2 separate regions of the Mus musculus genome follow, and region 1 is linked to region 2. Evidence: chromatin loops called from intact Hi-C (ENCODE). Cell type or tissue: left cerebral cortex. All regions are shown on one strand. Links, peaks and the distances in the headings refer to the core of each region. The heading gives the core; the rest is flanking DNA.

Evidence for each region. Peaks named below come from ENCODE experiments on the same cell type or tissue, not always from the same donor. Only the 100,000 strongest peaks of a DNase experiment are listed, where the experiment ranks them.
Region 1: it touches region 2 in a loop (5-fold over the local background); 2 of 42 quality-filtered maps call a loop at or near these places.

The regions. Positions count from the first base shown.
Region 1 is chrX:155,093,925-155,101,780 of GRCm38, reverse strand. No RefSeq gene overlaps it. Among named protein-coding and RNA genes, the nearest start is that of Magea1, 8.1 kb to the right of the region's middle. In left cerebral cortex, for the core only: a CTCF peak has its summit at 3,601 (motif pointing left); a DNase peak (open chromatin) is centred at 3,580.
Region 2 is chrX:155,213,103-155,220,958 of GRCm38, reverse strand. Sat1 (spermidine/spermine N1-acetyl transferase 1) reads left to right here and starts at 4,510. Exons shown (of 6, transcript NM_009121.4): 1 at 4,510-4,856; 2 at 5,123-5,174; 3 at 5,275-5,358; 4 at 6,825-6,926; 5 at 7,022-7,062; 6 at 7,292-7,833. The coding sequence starts at 4,791. The coding sequence ends at 7,462. In left cerebral cortex, for the core only: a CTCF peak has its summit at 4,406; DNase peaks (open chromatin) are centred at 2,476, 4,476, 4,938 and 5,380; H3K4me3 peaks cover 2,566 bases; H3K27ac peaks cover 1,135 bases.

The sequences.
Region 1 (7,856 bases), core at 1,354-6,353, 120 kb after region 2:
AATGTAAATAGTCTTCTAGTTTTGTAGGGAGAAAGGAGTAGATGTTCATGTGAATGTACACACAAAGAGAAATGTAAGAAACAGAATCAAGGCCTTATCTTAGTAGTAGACCATGTGTTTGCCATGAACAAAGTTAGAGTCTATTTCTAACACTACAAGTAAAATCTAAGAATTAATTTTTATCTTGAACATTAAATAATGAAAATATGTTAATGAACTATGATGGAAAATCTTAGGATGGAGATGCCAGAGCAAAATTGAACATGTATGATCCTCTTTAGGGAAATAACTGTGCCACTTAAGAGCAATAGTTTTAGTAGTCAACACAAATGATTAATGTTTGATCTATAGGGTGGCTGTGAAAGAAATTCACCCTTAAATTAAAATGAGACACAAAATAAGTAGTCTTTGGGTTTTACATTAGTAGGAGTTTATACAGACAGAAACACACACACACACACACACACACACACACACACACACATACACACACACGCGCGCCCACACACACACACACACACACACACACACACACACACACACACACATACACATCATGGGGCAAGGTGGAGGGACTAAGAAGTGGAAGGAAATAGGAGATGATCTTTTAAATCATCTGGGAATAAGAAAGATCTGTCAGTTTTTCACTTGGTACAAAATGCTCAGCTGTGAAAAATAAGTAACATTAAATATATATATATCACTATATCATATATCAATATATCTATATCTATGTGTGTGTGTGTGTGTGTGTGTATTTGTGGTACAGAAATTGCCTCACAAACCACATGAACACTGATGTCACTCTGAGAGGGATAGTTTATTGACTATACACACCAGGACTGGTTTACCAGGGCCATGATGGCATGGATTCAGGAGCTGAACCTTGACCCCAAGTTACCATTCTATAGAGTTCTTCTTTTTTGATGTTTTCTTTATTACATTTCAAATGTTATCCCCTTTCCTGTTTTCCTAGTCAAAAATCCTCTATCTCCTTCCACCTCGTCCTTCTCACCAACCCACCCACTCCTGCTTCCTTCCCCTGGCATTCCCCTCTAATGGGGCATAGAACATTCACATGACCAAGGGTCTCTCCTCCCATTGATGACCAACTAGTCCATCCTCTGCTACATGTGCAGCTAGAGCCATGAGTCCCACCATGTGTTTTCTTTGGTTGGTGGTTTAATCCCAGGGAGCTCTGGAAGTACTGGTTAGTTCATGTTGTTGTTCCTCCTATGGGGCTGCAAACCCCTTCAGCTCCTGTGTCCTTTCTCTAGCTCCTTCATTGGAGACCCTGTGCTCTGTCCAATGGAGGGCTGTGAGCATCCACTTCTGAATTTGTCAGGCACTAGCAGAGTCTCTCAGGAGACAGCTATATCAGGCTCCTGTTAGTAAGCTCCTGCTGGCATCCACAATAGTGTCTGCATTTGGTGGTTGTATATGGGATGAATCCCAGGTGGGGTAGTCTATGGATGGTCATTCCTTCAGTCTCTTCTCCTCATTTTGTTTCTGTAACTCCTTCCCTGGGTGTTTTGTTCCCTCTTCTAAGAATGATCAAAGTATCCACACTTTAGTCTTCCTTCTTTCTTGAGTTTCAAGTATTTTGCAAATTGTATCTTGGGTGTTCTATGTTTCTGGGCTAATATCCACTTATCAGTGAGTGCATATCATGTGTATTCTTTTGTGATTGGGTTACCTCACTCAGGATATTATCCTCTAGATATATCCATTTGCCTAAGAATTTCATAAATTCATTGTTTATAATAGCTGCGTAGCTCCAACATTTAATAAGGACACATGCTCCACTGTGTTCATAACAGCCTTATTTATAATAGCGAGAAGCTGGAAAGAACTCAGATGCCCCTCAAGAGAGGAATAGATACAGAAATGTGGTACATTTACACAATGGAGTACTATGAGATATTAAAAACAATGAATTTATGGAATTCTTAGGCAAATGGATGGATCTATAGGGTTCTTAAGCCCCAAACTACAAACTTCTGTGCCAAGTTATTTTACCAATCATGATTTAGAGATAGGGGATTTTCTAAGAAACATGTCTTTGTAGTACACTTATCCTGCTCCCATTGGTTGGGGTATTCAACTGTGGCAGAGGACTTGCCTTGTTTAATATTGATGTTCTAACCTATCTAACAGGATGGGACTTGTCTAACATTCATGTCTAAACTTGCCAACCAGAATGTCAATTACTCACATACATGTCTCTTTCTGCCAAATAGAATAGAATGTCAGTTCCCAGGGAGGTCTTAAGAATTTAAACTTGGGCTGGTGAGATGGCTCAGTGGCTAAGAACACTGACTGCTCTTCCAAAGGTCCTGAGTTCAAATCTCAGCAACCACGTGGTGGCTCACAACCATCCGTAATGAGATCTGACGCCCTCTTCTAGTGTCTGAAGACAGCTACACTGTACTTATGTATAACAATAAATAAACATCTAAAAAAACTTTAAAAAGAATTTAAACTTTATTAGAGCACTACTCAAAATGGAAGTCTCATTCCATAAAGTTTCTTCTTATATGGCACAGGTGTCTCTTGTATTTTGGGGCCCACGGGCAGCTTATAAAAGCAGATATCATCCAAGCTTATACATAGGCACAGGAAGTGCTATTGGGTAATTAGTTCAGTTCTAAGCTTATTGTGGGTAACTATACAAAACAGTTTTACTGACTTCTATTATGATTGGTACAGAATATCTAATTAATCTTTGTATTAGGAAGGTTCCTAGTAACAGCAGAAACATATGAAAAAGTTTCCTTATAATGACAGAGTAGCCAGGTAGCAGTTACCTAGGTCTTAACATTTTGTCTAGGTTTTAAAATTTTACCTAGGTCTTAACAAATATAATATAATACATATTTAATATGTTAAAGGTATATTTAAGAGTACTAACATAGGTTATATGCCCCAATACAGGGGAATACCAGGGCCAGGAAGCAGGAGTGGGTGGGTTGGAGAGTAGGGTGGGGGCGGAGGTTATAGGGGGACTTTTGGGATAGCATTTGAAGTGTAAATGTAGAAAATATCTAGTTAAAAACAAGAGTACTAACACACCCTGATATACAAACCAATTAAAGAAAAGGAAGAGACCATGATTTTGAAAGAGGGCTAAGGATTACTCAATGGGAAGATTTAGTGGGAGCAAACGGACAGAAAGAAATAATATTATTATATAATTGTATATTATAGTTTCAGAGAATAAAATGTATTAAAATATAAAAGCATTTTGGGACAAATACATTGTTCAGTTAAAGGTCTGCAATGTTCCTTCTGATGTCAGTTGTCTCATATTTACTACTTTGAAGGTTTTACTAATTTGAGGCTGATGAAATCAAATTAACTGCACTCTACTGCACCTTCAATTTAACCAGTATTTATCAGGTAGTTACTGTTTTTCATGCTCTGTGCTAAGAACTTAACATGTATTCAGTATCCCAGTCTTCTTGCCAGTTCTTGAGGCAGATGCAGCAGCTGTTCCTGTTTTGTCCTAGAACACTCTATCCTGGAAAACTTGGATTGGATTTGGTGTCTTGTCTGAGCCTCCTTGTATTCTTGCTCTAGGATGACATCTGCTGGTTCCTTTTGGGATCAGAGTCTAGAAGTTCATGTTCACAAGTGTTGCATTCTTACTTTGGTTTGTGTACTTGACCTTAGCTTTCATTCTGATTCCACTTACTGTGTGCTCTGGTGCATGAAATATGTATTTTAGTAAGGTTTGAGGGTACCAGGCTGAAAGACTCCATCGTCTGAAAGCAATGAGAGAATTGTCTTAGCACTAGTTTTTCAAAGCAGTTCTCTGACTTGTTTCCTAGCCAATTTTCCAGTTCTTGGAACTGAAACTTGCTGCTAAATCATCTTAAGCAAACACTCCACTGCTAGGCTATAACTACATACCAATTTTAACTAAAAATCAAATTGTGTGTGTGTGTGTGTGTGTGTGTGTTTGTTTGTGTGTGTGAATGTGTGTTTATATTTGAGTGCACTTGCTTGTCTCTCTATGAATATATAGCAGTCATGGGTAGACTATGTGGATATTAATCTATTGCTCTCCATCTTAATTTTTAAGACCAGGTCTCTTGCTGAACCTAGGACTTTTTGCTTGTGTAAGGATAGCCTACCTGGACAGCAAGCTCAGAGTTTGTCTGTCTCCACTCTCCAAATGCTGGTATTATTTTCACATGCCATCAAGTATACCTTTTTCTGTGGGTGCCAAAAATCCAAACACAAGTCCTCATGATAACATATATAAAGCCTTTTCCCAACCTCTATAACAATTTTGTATTTGTTTATTTATTTTTGCATTTTCAAAAGGGATTTATTATATAGGGTGCGACTGATCTTGAAAGCAAAGGACCATTTGAACTTTCAATCCTCCTAGGGAAGGAGCAACCTCAGTAAGCACTAGGAAAGTAAATGTGAAAGATGGGAGCAGGCTCAGTCTTAGGCACAATGCATGTGAAAGTGTCTTGTTTAGAGAGAGAAAGTAATGAAAACATTTTAGAATGGACAAGCAGCTTGCATAAAGGGAGGGGCCACAGAGTTGTAAATTGACCAAGCAGGCCTAAGTAGTAAGATGTACATGCCTTTAATCCCAGCACTCTGTAGGCAGAGTCAGATGGATTCTGAGTTTGAGACCAGCATAGCCTACAGAGTGAGATCCAGGAGAGCCTGGGCTACATAGAGAAACCCTGTCTTCCAAAACCAACTCATGAAGGACATTATGATGTGAAGGTTGATGAATATATCTTTGTTTTAAAATTTTTTGAGAATTTCCTACAATTTAATTATATTTTCTTTCCCTTAAATCCTTTTACATCCTCTGTATATCCAGACTCACCTGCTGCTTCCTGATCTTTCTCTCTCTCTTAAAAGAAATCACAACAGACAAAGAAAGCATAAAATACCTTAGAGTTCAATTTTTGTTAGCCAAACAATCAAGAAATGGCTCCACAAACTTTCTCACAGGCCAGTTTGTTAGAGGTGATTTGTCATTTATGGTTCTCTTTTATCATCTGACTCTAGCTTGTATTGAGTTGACAGAAAATAATCTAATACTTAGTGGAGAAAGCTCACAATGCCAAAAGCATGAGAAATAGTTATATCCAGGAAACAGCACAAAAATTGATTACCAAATATAAATGCCCAATCCAGTCCCGAATGTCTGTCTGTGTGTCTTTCTATCTGTCTGTCTAGACTGATCAGGTTATATTAAGGAATATATATGTACATACATATAAACAATGGAAAAACAGACGTTAAATTTGAAGGAAAGCTAGGAGGTATGTATGAGAGGGTTTGTACAGAGTAAGCAAAAGGTTAAAGGATATATAATTATATTCTAATATAAAATAAAGGAAATAATTTTAAAACCTAACCAGGACAGAGGCCTTGTCAACTCTCTTTTTCTCAAAATGGCCCACTTTAGTTTCATTGCAATTTGCAGACCTGTATAAATCCAAGCCCCCTTACCCTCAGTAAGTTCTTTCTTTAAGGAGAGGCCACAACATTTGGGAACCTTTGAACCAATATTTTGGTTGATCAAGTCTGAGATAACCACTGAAGAAACTGGGGCTGCTGACAGATCATGGCCTGAGTACATTTAGGGTAAAACTGATGAACTCAGAACACAAAACTATGCTACTGGAGGGCAAAGGTAGGGCCCCAGTATCATCTAGTTTGAAAGGTAAGATTAGTGTAAAAAGCCTGCTATGTCTATTTATGGTCAACAGATTAAGGTGGTTTTTGACTTTCTTTTAGTCATTTTCCATGTCTTATCTGTAATGCACCACTGAGGTTGCTGTCAGGGTCAGTTGGTTCAGTCTCTTGTTGTCTGGCTCAACCATTAGTTTTTGTAGTTTTCTGTAGCTATCTAGGCTTCGAGGCAGATAGCTATGAGCTATCTAGCCACTACAAGGCAGGAATTTGTCAGGATAATCTCCTCCTTCAAAGACACTGAGTCCACGTTACTGTGATTCATAATTGCCTTCTTAAGCTTCTGGAAGAAATTCATAGAAAAAAGTAGTTGACCAAATTCTCACTCAACATTGGCTTTCTGGTAATTAATAGATAAAATGCTTCCTATAGCATGCCTTTAGCTGATCTGAGTTGTTACAGAAGATTTTAATAACTCTATTTATGCTGCAACAGGCATGTTAACCACACCAAGCTTATTTCTGTTGAATGCATGGGTGGCATTACCCATGATAATTGCATTTTTCAACTTCCCTTTCTCCACTGAGATCAGGATCTAATGTCATGCCCGGCATGGCCCTGGAGGGAACAGAGTGGCATGGTTCCTTCCCCTGGAACAGAGTCCTGGTGTGAGCCTCCACAAATTCCTGGATACAGATATGAAAGTTTGGGTACAGCTCATTCCTAAAAGCCTACCCTCATTTAGTGCAGGACCATCAAAAGGATGCAAGACAGTTTGATTGTCTTGGCTTGTCAATCTGGAATCTGGCTTCTACTGCAAATTATCTCCAATGTAATTCTGTCTGTAATCTACTCCCTAGTTTCATTTTAACTCTATGAGGCATGTGACATTTTTAGTCTGAATGGAAGCTGGGGAGTGGGTTGTTTGAGCTGGATCCAGTAAACACAGGCATAGAAAACTCAGCTAGATTTGTATCTTTTTGCGGTCCAGAAGCAAATGGGAACCTCCTTAGTGGAAAGAGCCTGAGCCTCAGTTTCCATATCAGATTACTTGGAGCCTGAGGGCCATTTTGTGAGGTTCCTTGAGTTTAATGATCCCTCAGGTTTGACTTGATACTATGAGACTCTCCCTAAACATCTGTATCTGGTGACACAGAAGCCTTGGGGATATTTTGTGAGGTCTTGGAATTTAAAGGACATCTGTGTTACTTGTGAGATAGAGCACCTCACTAGCCAGGGACTGATTGTCTCAGTGCAATTTTGCAAGACTCCTCGAAGGGAGATTGCCTCTCCATGCCAATTGAGGTAAGAATTTCAGGATGACTCAGAAATCTTTCAGGATTGGCCGTTCCCGAAATAATATTGAGTTATCCCTGTAGTCTGCCAAGCTCCCAGTGGGGTAAACTTGTGGGAATGAGCCCACAACTACTTGATTCTGGTGACTATTTAAAGTTCCCATTTTCAAACAATCATTGAGGGAAAGACTGGCCAAGTCAAAACAGAACAGAATAGTGGATTGTGGAAGCTCTGCTTGGGTCAGAGGGTTGAAGAGACAAAAAGCAACAAGACCGATTCCATCTTTTCCTCCAAACTCTATTTTATGCTGCTGTTCTTGGAGATAGCTACTGTCTAGAAAGCTACTGTCTGCTGTCCTTAAAGTGATATGCCCCCTGCCCTTGGCCTCTGGGAGAGAGACCAACATTCCTTGAACCTTTCATGTAGTGCCAAGCCTTGAAAACCACTACTTGCAGTTTTTTTTTTTTTTTTTCGTTTATAGACCCCGTTCACTCAGAGCTGGGAGTTATTCTCCTTTCCCTTCAATCAGGAAGGATGTTCAAGCTAGAATAAAGACTCTCATATGCTTGCATCTGGAGTTGTAGTTCTTGTTGGTCTTTTGAGATTTTTGTAATCTGGGTAAAACAAGGGCCCAGCATAATTTGACCTGCAAAAACCAGGGCAGGAATTGTGAGATAATACCCAGGCCTCCCTATCTGGGGACTCTGTCCTTAAGTGCCATTTCAGGGATTCTCAAAAATGTGGGATGTGTCAGAGTTTTGGTCTGGATGGAGGCTGGGGAGTGGGTTGTTTAAGGATGGATCCAGGATCCAGTGGCCCAGACAATTATGCTAGGTTTGTACCCGTGTCCATTCTGAAGTGTAAGCGAACCCACTTACAGGAAAAAGCCT
Region 2 (7,856 bases), core at 1,881-6,880:
CAAACAAACATACAAATTCTGTTTGATTTTATTTACACAATCTGCTGAAAGCAACTCAAACTCTTGGAAATGAAAAGTAGAAAATGACTATAAGGAGCAGGTGGAAAGGGAAGAGGGGGAGCCATTATTCCTGGATACAGAGTTTTAGTTTTGAAAGATGTGAAAAAGGAGCAAGTTCTAGAGTATTTCATTTGTTATTATGCTATACACTTAAAATAGCTAAGGGAAAGCTGGGCACCATCGTGTTTAACAACTTTAGTTTCTGCACGTGGGAGTCTGAGGCAAGAGAACTATGAGTTTGAGGTCACACAAAGACCTTGTCTCAAAACAAACCTAAACTAAAAATGGTTAAGATAACACATTTTATGTAAGGTGTTTTTACTCAGATTTTTAAAAACTGTTTTGGTAGCTACTCAAGAGACTTTTCTGGATTATAAATGGTCATGTTAGGTAAGACCATATAATAAGAAATACAGGCACTCTCCAGAAACTCTAGGCAGCCTGTAAGAGCCTCCACCTGGTGGCCAGCGAGAAATCAAGGCCTGCAATCAAGAAATGAATACTTCTGGGCACAGAGAGACAGTGCAGCACTTAATACATAGTACTTGTTGCTCTTGCAAAAAAACAAAAACAAAAACAAAAACAAAAAACAAAAAAAAAAAAACCTGAGTTCTGTCCCCAGAAGCCACATCAGGCAGGTTACAACCACCTGTAACTCTTAACTCTGGGGCAATGGATCCCACACTTCCTAATGCTTTTACCCTTTAATAAGTTCCTAATGTTGTGGTGACCCCCGAAACCATAAAATTATTTCAATGCTACTTCATAACTGTGACTATCAGATATGGTCCTCCAAGGGGGTCACGACCCACAGCTTGAGAAACACTGCTCTAGGTTATCTGATGACCTCATCTCAATTTCTTTGGCACCTGCACTTACATTCACACATACATTCACATAGACACACAGACACACACACACACACATGTATGCGCACATATGCATATACATACATACAGGCATACATCTAATTAGAAAATAAATCTGTTTAACACAGAGATGATGCAGGGCAGTGGTGGTGCATGCCTTTAATCAGAGCATTTGCAAGGCAAAGGCAGAGGAAGAGGCAGAGACAGAGGCAGGAGGATCTGTGTGTGTGTGTGTGTGTGTGTGTGTAAGAGAGAGAGAGAGAGAGAGAGAGAGAGAGAGAGAGAGAGGTTAGTACTGTCAAGGTCAGTAATTTGAGTGAACTTGGAGTTGTTCTATGTAGGAATGCAGCCAACCTGACACAGTTAACAAAAGATGCAGTGAAGCCATGATGCCTGGACTCTTGACCCATATATTCTGCAATAATAAATAGGTGTTATTTTTAAACGATTGAGTGTGTGGTGACTTTCTATGTGGCAACCAATAAACAATAAAAAGGGATGACATAGGACAACCTATTTTCAAACAACTGACCTCTGGTGGCAAGGTCTACATGAAATATCATAAAAATCTTTGGGACACTGAAACCTTGAAACAAGGCAAAGAACAAAATCACTGCTTTGGCTATTTTTCTTCCTTTCACTCTCCTCATCTGTTCATCACAGTGATAGAAATTCCCTTTCTCATAAAGAGTCAAATCCGTTATAATAAAGTACAAACCCATCTCTAAAAGTAAACTGTACACCTTTAGGGTTGGTTGCAACACTTGGTGACCTTCTATAATCCCCAAGAACCTCAGATATGATTCAACAATTTGAAATGTTGACTCATTACCAAATAAAAGTTTGTCAAATGCTAAGCTAAATTCAAGCACGATTCTAAAACACTAAGCAACCTAAATAGAAAATGGCTTTAGTTTTTCTTCTTCAGGAAGTTATTCTTGGTGTTGAGACACAGAATTTGAATGTATTGCTATCAGTATATATGTGACAAACTCCTGAAAGTGCTCTAGCATTCTAAACAGAAGCAAAAGAGGCAAAGAGACTTTGCCAGTCAGTGCCTGGCAAATACAGAAGTGGATGCTCACAGTCATATATAGGATGGAACACAGGGCCCCCAATGGAGAAGCTAGAGAAAGTACCCAAGAGTTGAAGGGGTCTGCAAACCTATAGGTAGAACAACAATATGAACTAACCAGTACCCCCAGAGCTTGTGTCTCTAGCTGCATATGTAGCAGAAGATGGCCTAGTCGGCCATCACTGGGAAGAGAGGACCCTTGGTTTAGCAAACTTTATATGCCCCAGTACAGGGGAAAGTCAGGGCCAAGAAGTGGGAGTGAGTGGGTAGGGGAGCAGGGCAGGGGGGAGGGTATAGGGGACTTTTGTGATAGCATTTGAAATGTAAATGAAGAAAATATCCAATAAAAAAAGAGGCAAGGGCTTGGTCATCTATGTCAGGAAAGATACCACTGGCAGTAACTCAGGTAGAATGGGTGCTATTTTTAAATCTCTTTGCAAAAAAAACATTGCATAAGCTCTCATAGTGACTCACAAACGCATTGAGTCATGGGAGAGTGGGAGGGGTAACAGAAAATGCTGTTCTTCTTTCATTTCTTCATACAGGATATTACTCGTTAATAAAGGCAAAGTCACTTACTAAATATTAGGAGTGGCCATCTGGTACTAGTCTAACCCCTCACTGTACAGACCAGATGTTGAAGATCATCTGATGCTTTATCTCATTATTGAAAAAAAAAAAAAAAAACCTCTTCTGACTGATTATGGAATCCAGGCAAGGCAATGGTAGCAGGGTACTCAACAGATCTGTCCAGGAAAGCCCATAGTAAAAGAAAGGTCACTCCCCAGAGACATGAATACTTACTTGTTCCACTGGGTATGACCAGGAATAGGCAAACCCAACTGTTCCCAAACATGTTGGTCTCAAGTTTTCTTACCTTTAAAAATGATAGAAAACTCCGGGCGTGGTGGCACACGCCTTTAATCCCAGCACTCGGGAGGCACAGGCAGGCAGATTTCTGAGTTCAAGGCCAGCCTGGTCTACAGAGTGAGTTCCAGGACAGCCAAGGCTATACAGAGGAACCGTGTCTCAAAAACAACAACAACAAAAAATGATAGAAAACAACACAGAGCCAGACATCCCTGTAATCATTAGAGTAATGATATCGTGACATGTTCAGTAGGTTTAGAATTATTTCAAAATAAAAAGTTAAAGGAGCCAGGGCTACACAGAGAAACCCTGTCTCGAAAACAAACAAACAAAGTTAAAGGAAACAAAAGAAGTGCATGGACTGGAGCAAGTAAGGACAACAACAGCTTTCAATAGCAAAGAAAGCTGAGAGACGGTCAGATATAAGTGTGTAGAAAGAAAACTTCCAGACCTCAAAATCTATAAGCAGTGAAATCAACTCTTCAATAATGTAAGATGGCATACATCATTAAAGCGAATTATCAAGTGTTTCTCTCCTTCAGAAGGAAAGTCCACAAGGAAGAACAGATATTTAAGAAGGAAAGCGGGAGGAGTAAGAAAGAAAATGTTGCCAGGTGGTGGGGGGCAGAGGCAGGAGGATCTCTGAGTTCCAGGCCAGCCTGGTGTACAGAGTTCCAAGACAGACAAGGCTACTCAGAGAAATCTTGTCTCAAAAAATAAATACATAAATGGAAGGAAGGAAGGAAGGAAGGAAGGAAGGAAGGAAGGAAGGAAGGAAAGATAACATTTTAAATTTAGCCATTGCAACACTGGTTCTCAACCTTCGTTATAATGCAACCATTTAATACAGTTTCTCATGTTGTGGATTACTCTCAACCATAAAATTATTTTGTTTCTACTTTTTAACTGTAATTTTGCTGCTGTTATATTGTTATGAATTGTAATGTAAATGTCTGATATACAGGCTATGTGATATATGACCCCAAAGGGGTTGTGACCTACAGGTTGAGAACCACTAAGCTAGAAGGAAAGCAATCGAGGGATCCTAAGAACTGACCTTAGAACATACAAGAATAGCAGGCTGTGGTGAACATGTTTAATCCTAACACTGGGCAGACTGAGGCAGGCAGATCTATGTGATTTGTGAATTCTAGGACAGCCTGTTGTGACATAGTGAGTTCCAGGATAGTCAAGACTACATAGAGAGACCCTGTCTCAAAATTAAAACAAGATTCAAACCCACACCTTTCTTTAGTCATGAAAATGGTGACATCACCACATCTCAATGAACTGCCTGTGGAAAATTACTAGAGAGGAAAGGAAATTATGCCTCCAGACGACACTTTGAGAATGGCTGCTGCTCTCATCTTTCTGTCATACCCTAAAGCTGGGCTTCCTGAGTTTGCTTTTCTCGGCAATGTCGGGGTCACAGAGGCAATCCACATGTTCTATTTAGGAAGGTTACCAGGGGACAAGCTGGCATTCATATGCTTCCGGCAAGGATCCGCAAGGCGCCGCTAGAGGACATGAGGCTAGAAAGGCAGCAGCGCGCCTCGCCCTACCCCGCCCTCCGGGTTTGCGCCATGGGTGTCACGAGAGAGCCCGGAAGAGGGCAGTGTCTGGAACAGAGGGCGGTGCTTCGGCGGGCTTTCATCCTTACTGGTCGCGATCTCTCCGGCTCCCCGTCCAGGGAGGAGCTTCTGCGGACTTAAAAGGCACCGTCTTGCCACTTCTTAGCTGCGCAGTTTCCCCGAAGTAAGTTTGCCAGTTTTCTGTCTTATACTGAGGTTCGCCGGGTCATGGTGCCAGCCTGACTGAGAAGAGGACGCTCCCGGGAAACGAATGAGGAACCACCTCCTCCTGCTGTTCAAGTACAGGGGCCTGGTGCGCAAAGGGAAGAAAAGCAAAAGACGAAAATGGCTAAATTTAAGATCCGTCCAGCCACTGCCTCTGACTGCAGTGACATCCTGCGACTGATCAAGGTAGGTAAAAGTCCGGGCTCTCCCTAGGGCAGAGGGTAGGGGAGGCTCTGTTGACCGGGGAAATCCTCATCTGCAGTTCTGAGACGCAGCCAGGCCAGTAAATTCCGCCTTCTTGGCCTGCCAACCCCAGCCCGGGTCAGGCTCGGCTGTTCGGCGCCAGGCAGGACTCAGTCACCGCTCTACCCTGCCTGCCCCATTTCTCTTCCCGTGAGCTGGCTAGGCTGGCCAGGAGTTTCATTGTCCTTTTCTTTATATGTCGTCCCCAGGAACTGGCTAAATATGAATACATGGAAGATCAAGTCATTTTAACTGAGAAAGGTAACAAGGCGTGGCGGGGGAGGGGGAGGGGCGGGTAATATCTGTTTCCTGGCACCTCCAAAGGTCAACTCTCACTGTCTCTGCCTCCCCTGTCTTACAGATCTCCAAGAGGATGGCTTTGGAGAACACCCCTTCTACCACTGCCTGGTTGCAGAAGTGCCTAAAGAGCACTGGACCCCTGAAGGTAACCCCTGATCCCTGTCGAGAAGCCAGAGAGAACTAATGTTATATCAAACCCGTAGAGCCTACTGGGCAGAACCCGTGACTACGCGGGCAGAGGTTACTGAGGAGCTGGCTGGAAATAACAACCAGCCAGTGTGCAAATGACTGAGGAAAAAAAATATATGTGTAGTGTACTTTCTAATAGGGCGGGTTATGAGAGAGCTGTTTGAGCAAGTATCAAAGTTCTGTAGAAACCCGGAAAAGTTAGTTATAATGTCATTTGTTGTAATTCCGTTTCATAAAATGGTTTTTGTTTGACCCTAACCTAACTTTTTTTTTTTTTGTAATTGTGTTAAATCACATTTTTTTCTTTAATTTGTCCCAATCTTCAGGTTACAGTCTCTAGCTTCGCCATGTACATGGCCCTTCTGTGTACATGGATGGGCGGGGAGGTAACTAAAAGACCCTTTACACAATAAAGTAGATGATCATGATAAATGAGGTAAGGTCCTATTATCGCACACTTAAAACACAGTAGATCAGAAATTTATTTTCGCTTCCTGTCTGTCTGCAAAGAAATACAAAATGGCTAGAAAATTTAATTTGCAACCATTGCCTCTAATTTGCAACCTTTGCCTCCATTTGAAATTGAATTGACACTCCTTATGAGGTAGTCAGTTGTTAATTATTATTTTTAGTTATGTATTGACACCTTTTTTTTTTTTTTTTTTTTTTTTTTTTGCTGGCCCTTGTTGACTGGTCAGGAGACGGCTAAAAGGGGAAGTTGTTTGGGTGGGTGCTTTCTTGAGTTTTCTTCTGATGTTTGTTCCTTAGGCTCGAAGATAATCAGAACACGTAAGGGATGAACTAAGTTTTAGAAGTATGTGGGTGTTATGTAACACCTGTTTCTGGTTACTGCTATTTCTCCTGCCTTAAAGAGTGGGGGAAGTAAATTGAAAATTTATATGTGGGAGGGCAAGTTCTGAAAGTAAACATGGTTCTTTTGGTCTGGTCTTCTGACCTTAAGGAAGCAAGAGTTGGTAAACTGCAAGTATTTCCTCTTCTACACTGCTGTGTAAACCCAACTTTTGCCAAGCCAACATACCAGCATGTCATTAGGATGTGAATAATGTGTGTGTTTAGTTTAAGTCCCTGGCCCTTTTGTTCTGGCAAGTACTGAAAATGTTCTCATTTCCTAAGTGTGAGTCCTGCAGAGTACAGACTAGCCAGTCCACAAGTGTAGCCTAGCTTCAGCTATCTCTAATGTGTGCCTTTTGCAAGTACATGTCTGAGACCAGAGAGATCATTCATCATTGGTCTGGACTGTAGTAGCATAAACATAAGGAGGCAGTCCAGTTCCTGGCTACTTGTTTCAGTGGTGCACGCATATATATTTTCTTACAATCTACACTAGGCTTCTGATTCTACCAATACAGCTTGAATGGGTTGTTTTTCTTCTTTGCATCTCATGGGATACTCTGATTACAGGACATAGCATTGTTGGGTTCGCCATGTACTATTTTACCTATGACCCATGGATTGGCAAGTTGCTGTATCTTGAAGACTTCTTCGTGATGAGTGATTACAGAGGTACAGTTGACTTTGGGATTGGAGGTAGTTTAAGGAGAAATCAGAGCTCTTTGGCCTTAAAATGACTTAAGTAGAATTGTATTTCTTTCCTTTAGGCTTTGGTATAGGATCAGAAATTTTGAAGAATCTAAGCCAGGTATGTTCACTAGCATTTCACTGCATAGAGCCCAGGCTGGCCTGGTCCTCCTATGAGCCCTGGCTGGCCTCAAGCTCTTCTTCATCTGCCTAGTGCTGGGGATTAGAGCTGTGACCAGATGTCCTAGATTTGGGCTTCTGCATTTGTAAGAGTTACGGGGTTAGTGTAATGAGTGAATCAAGGTTGGGTCTTGGTAAGAGGGTGAAATGTTCTCTCTGGCTTATACTAGGTTGCCATGAAGTGTCGCTGCAGCAGTATGCACTTCTTGGTAGCAGAATGGAATGAACCATCTATCAACTTCTACAAAAGAAGAGGTGCTTCGGATCTGTCCAGTGAAGAGGGATGGAGGCTCTTCAAGATTGACAAAGAGTACTTGCTAAAAATGGCAGCAGAGGAGTGAGGCGTGCCGGTGTAGACAATGACAACCTCCATTGTGCTTTAGAATAATTCTCAGCTTCCCTTGCTTTCTATCTTGTGTGTAGTGAAATAATAGAGCGAGCACCCATTCCAAAGCTTTATTACCAGTGACGTTGTTGCATGTTTGAAATTCGGTCTGTTTAAAGTGGCAGTCATGTATGTGGTTTGGAGGCAGAATTCTTGAACATCTTTTGATGAAGAACAAGGTGGTATGATCTTACTATATAAGAAAAACAAAACTTCATTCTTGTGAGTCATTTAAATGTGTACAATGTACACACTGGTACTTAGAGTTTCTGTTTTGATTCTTTTTTTTTTAAATAAACTACTCTTTGATTTAAATATTCAGCCTGAGCATTTTTACTAGTCCTATATTA